Regions from separate parts of the Homo sapiens genome. Here region 1 is linked to region 2. Evidence: read pairs that join two places in POLR2A ChIA-PET (ENCODE). Cell type or tissue: PC-9. All regions are shown on one strand. Region 1 overlaps GOSR1 (golgi SNAP receptor complex member 1). Region 2 overlaps LOC105371721 (a long non-coding RNA gene).

Evidence for each region. ChIA-PET counts read pairs that join two places held together with the same protein. Peaks named below come from ENCODE experiments on the same cell type or tissue, not always from the same donor. Only the 100,000 strongest peaks of a DNase experiment are listed, where the experiment ranks them.
Region 1: POLR2A ChIA-PET joins it to region 2 with 5 read pairs; 5 of 35 experiments call an interaction of 5 or more read pairs at or near these places.

The regions. Positions count from the first base shown.
Region 1 is chr17:30,481,494-30,483,993 of GRCh38, forward strand. The region is part of intron 2 of GOSR1 (golgi SNAP receptor complex member 1); the gene reads left to right. Among named protein-coding and RNA genes, the nearest start is that of GOSR1, 5.3 kb to the left of the region's middle. In PC-9, no CTCF peak of the experiment used is centred here; no DNase peak of the experiment used is centred here.
Region 2 is chr17:30,311,294-30,313,793 of GRCh38, forward strand. It overlaps LOC105371721 (a long non-coding RNA gene), which reads right to left. Exons shown (of 3, transcript XR_934656.2): 2 at 1,371-1,404. Among named protein-coding and RNA genes, the nearest start is that of BLMH, 21 kb to the left of the region's middle. In PC-9, no CTCF peak of the experiment used is centred here; DNase peaks (open chromatin) are centred at 808 and 1,168; H3K27ac peaks cover 1,022 bases.

The sequences.
Region 1 (2,500 bases), 170 kb after region 2:
AGAACTTCAGAATAAGTTTGTATCAAAAATATAAGTGTCTAATTCAGCCAGTGTAGGGAAAAGGTGGCTGATTTGCCCGTGTGGCATGTATTTCTTGTGTTTTTCAATTGCTAAATGGACCTGTGGATCTACCCAGGTGCCAGGTATACATACTGCTTTTCTGGTGTTTATTGTATTAGAGGGTATCTAATGCACTGTGTATCCTTGTTATTAATTATCAAAGCTATCTTTAATTTTGGTACTTTTTTGGGAAACTAGTGTATTACCATATTAAATGTATGGAAAATACATTCTTATCTTTGAAGCTTATGCTCTCTGTAAGTCATCCACTTGTTTCAAGAAAATATTGGGAGTAGCCAGGCACAGTAGATGACGCGTGTAATCCCGGGACTTTAGGAGGTTGAGGCGGATGGATCACTTGAGCCCAGGAGTTCAAGACTAGCCTGGGCAACATGGTGAAACCCTGTCTCTAAAAAAAATAGAAATAAAAAAAAATTTTTTAATTAGGCAATATTTAAGACAGTTACAAAGAATAATATCATGAACCCCCATGACCCTATCTCCCATTTTTAAAAAATGATAATTACTCATTCCACTGAAGCCCCTTATGGCACCCCACTTTCTCCCACCCCATAATCCACATATATTCTTACTGCATGTTTATATTCCTGAGCAATTCATAGTATTCTATTATGTTATATAGTATATATATAATATAGTTATTCTACAACTTTTTCTTTAACATTTTTGAGATTCAGCTATGGATTCATTTAACTCTGGTATATTCATTTGTAATTCATATGTAGTATTTTATGACTATCACAGTTTAACCATTTGATGATGGCCATTGTTTCTAATTTTTGCTAATTAATAATAATTTTGATAGCTGACATAAGAGTGTTCATTATATGTTAGGTAAGAGCTTTCTATAAATGCTGCTGGGAACATTTTTACGCAGAATGTTTCTATATACCTAGCGGTGAAATTGCTGGTAGCAGAGTTGTTGTTAATCCACACTTATTTTACATACTTTTTCAAAGATTAGAAGTGAGTAGGATATTTGTCAGCTAATAAAAACAATGAAATCTGAGCTTAGATTTGAATCTAGATCTATCTCCAGAGCCCACACTCTAAACCCTACTATAGTGTATACATTTGAACAAAAAGCTGATTTCAACACTATAGCCAAATTACTATTTCTTTTTCATAAGGACTCCTTGGTTGTAAAGGCAGCAAGGCCAACATTGACTCTAGGATCTAAAAATAAATTACTAACACATCAAATAGATTGCATTGCTTTGGGCTTGGCTTTATTTAGCAAGTAAAGAGAATGAAGAATGTTCTTTCTATGCATTTTCTATGTTCTGTGTGCTTCATGAACTAATACTTTTGTTATTCCTCTAAAGGAAAAACTATCTTGAAAACATTTCCCAAGAAATTCTACCACAAACTGAAACTGGCTTTGTAGAATTACTTCAGCCTAACTCCCCTTCTAAATAAAAACCTAAGGCCATGAGGATCAGGATTTGATGTCTATTCTAAAGTGTCTTGTTTGATGCCCAGGTTGGAAGCATGTCACTATGAGTCAACTAAGCAATAACTAGAATATTATTTATTCCAGGCATCTTTCTTTCTTTTTTTTTTTTTTTTTAACTTTCTGTATTTTGAGAACTTCAAGGTCTATGAATCATTACCCACCTATAAGATGAATTAAATTTAACTGAATCCCAGTATTGTGAAGAATTAGTGTTTGGCCATTTCCCTTTACTCTTACACTGTCCTGATGAATATATGAATACAATGAGTATAGAATAACCAGTAGTAGAGATTGCTCTCGTGTTCATTCATTTATTCAGCAGAAGTTTAATGAGCATCTACTATGTGCCAGGCTGTATACTAGGTGCTAGGCATATATCTATGAATAAGACAGAGCAGTTTTTTCCTTCCTTCATGAAGCTTTAATTCTATTGGCATATTGTTCTTTTTCATATATCTGGTAGAGGAGGATTTATATTAGTAGTCTACAGAGCATTTATTTAATACTTTTCATTTGCCACACCCAGGCACTGTCACAGGGTAGCACAAAGTCTTCAGTAAGATTGGAGACTATAGTCATTGCCTGGGCATTTATCTGTGTCCAGTATAACTCTGATCTGTATTGAGCTGCTCATCAGATGCTAATACATACCTAACCTGATGAAGGTTAGTGGTGTTTTGGAAAAGGCAAAAGAAACACTGAGGACAGGTGGGTTTAGAATTTGAATCTGTCAAACCTAAGTTTCACTTGTAAAAAGATAGATTTTTGACTATTCAGATTTGAAAAGGCAATTTAACACAATTCTACAAAACAAAAGGATGATTGCATACTGTAAGTGAAAATGGAGAAGATTAGTACCAAAGCATGCAGGACATGGCTGTATATATTGGATTTAAAGCCAGTTCCTGAGTATTCGTTAGCTAGTTATCCAATCTGTGGATCATTTAAACCTCAATCTTATTT
Region 2 (2,500 bases):
AACTATACAGTAACATGAAAATATGAGATTGTTATTACTAACTACAATTTAAACAGGCTAGCACTAGTGCTGCTATCAGGAGTGTCAGAAGAAGTAAGGACAAATCATTCAGGAATTCATGGGTTTCCACAGCAACACTTTACTGTAGGGATATGTTGGCAGGAACTCCAGATCTTCCATTTTTTATGTATATATATAAATATATATATATATACACATAAATAAAAATATACATATATGTGTGTGTATGTATATATATATAGATCTGAAGTTCTTCCATTATATATATATCTGTATATGTACATATATGTGGGTGTGTATATATATGTGTGTATGTATATATATACAATTTTCTGAGAACTCACTTTTTTTTGTGAATTTACAATAGTGTTCGCCATGTTTTCCACCAGTATGTATATGTAAACAACCCATGATGTAAGTTGTTTGCCACATAGCAACCTTGAAGTTGCAGAGATAGACTCTTGGGAAAAGATTACCTGAGTATTAGGAAATTTGTGATTAATGTGTCAATTTTATTCCCTATAGTCTCTGGCATGAGATTAATCATGATTTGATTTTTTAAAATAAAATGAGATGAATTTTATTCTGGCTTGCACTACTGTTATTACACTAAGTTATATTGTTTCTCAACTCTTCCTTTTCCTTGCCAATAAAATGGAGGCTTCAACGCCTACCTTTCAGAGGTTGTTGCAAAGATCGGAAATGATCTATGCAAACCCCTTGACAAAGAGTAATACTTGGTGATTATTATCATTAGGAGGACAAGCAAATATTTAGGGCAGCAATTCTCAGCTCCAGTCCTGCAACACTGCAGGGTGTTGCAAATTATCTCAAGGAGTGTTGTAACATTTCCAAAAGGCTCTCCAACTAAGATTATTGTAAATTTCCTTTATTTCCAGAAATAATTTCTCTGAGGGTCATTAGAAGTGGGGTTGTACTGATATCACTCAGCATATTATGAGATATCTCAGCATATTATGAGAGAGGTGAAGTTTTTATTATTCAACCTTTACCCCTTCTGTGATATCCTCTTTCCTACTCCAGTCCCAGGGTTTGGATCAGCCCAGGTATGAATCTCAGCTTAGTCACTCTCTATACATTAATTATGCATTCTGAACCCAGCGTCCTCATCTCCAAAGTTGCGACAATCATGACCATTTCATAGGATTGTTTACAGAGTCAAATTATGTGCATAAAGTCCTCAGCAGACCATAACTAACTGTCCCCTGACTTAGCTCCTCATGATCTTGCCTGATCTCTGGGGAAGCAATGAGTGAGAATTCCAAGAGCTGTTTCACAAAAATCTCCATGAGACAATGAAAGCCCAAGTCAACACTGTTGTAACCTACCTGCCAGAGGATGGCATATAGGATTCTTCTACTCCTAGACATTCAGGATTAAAACAAACAAACAAACAAAAAACATTTTTAAATTAGAGGAATTACACATAAAAATTCAGATCTCTGACTTCTCTTAAAGAATCACAAGATCTGGCCAGGTGCAGTGGCTCACACCTGTAATCCCAGAACTTTGGGAGGCCAGGGTAGGTGAATCACTTGAGGCCAGGAGTTCAAGACCAGACTGGCCAATATGGTGAAACTCTGTCTCTACTAAAAATACAAAAGTTAGCCGGGCATGGTGGTGCATGCCTGTAATCCCAGCTACTTGGGAGGCTGAGGCATGAGAATCGTTTGAACTCAGGAGGTGGAGGTTGCAGTGAGCCAAGATTGTGCCACTGCACTCCAGCCTGACAGAACGAGGCACTGTCTTAAAAAAAAAAAAAAAAGAAAAAAAAAAGAATCAGAAGATCTGTCCCTGATTATAATTATCAGCCTTCTTTTGGACACAGATGTGCTCTCTGTTTGCCACAGTCCCCACCATTCCCTATTATTGTACATCTAGCCTGCTTCACTCATTGATCTGCTTGATCAATGAGTGAAGAATTTGAATTCTTCACTGTAAGAATTTGAATCTGTAAGAATTTGAATCTATAACCCCTGGCCAATAGGGTCAGGAAAGTAGTCATGATGGTGGTGATGACAGGGGTAAAGCTGGTGGGGAAAGAGGTTTGTGAGGTTTTTTTCAATGATTCAAAAAGCCTATTGGCAATGATTATATCTTTAACCTCTAAAAGACTGCACAGGTTAACTAAAGCTCCAGATTTCTTTGCTTTTAGGTGGAATTCTGTCAACTAGGTAACTGTATTGTCATAAAAGAAGATCAAAATGGCAAACAGATATAATTGATTAATGTTTTAAAAATTGGAAAAACAGATAATTCTTATTAATTTTTTTATTATTATTATTTATTTATTTATTTTGAGATGGAGATTCACTTTTGTCACCCAGGTTGGAATGCAATGGCATGTTCTCGGCTCACTGCCACCTCCGCCTCTCAGGTTAAAGCGATTCTCCTGCCTCGGCCTCCTGAGTAGCTGGGATTACAGGCGCCAACCACTACGCCCAGCTAATTTTTTTGT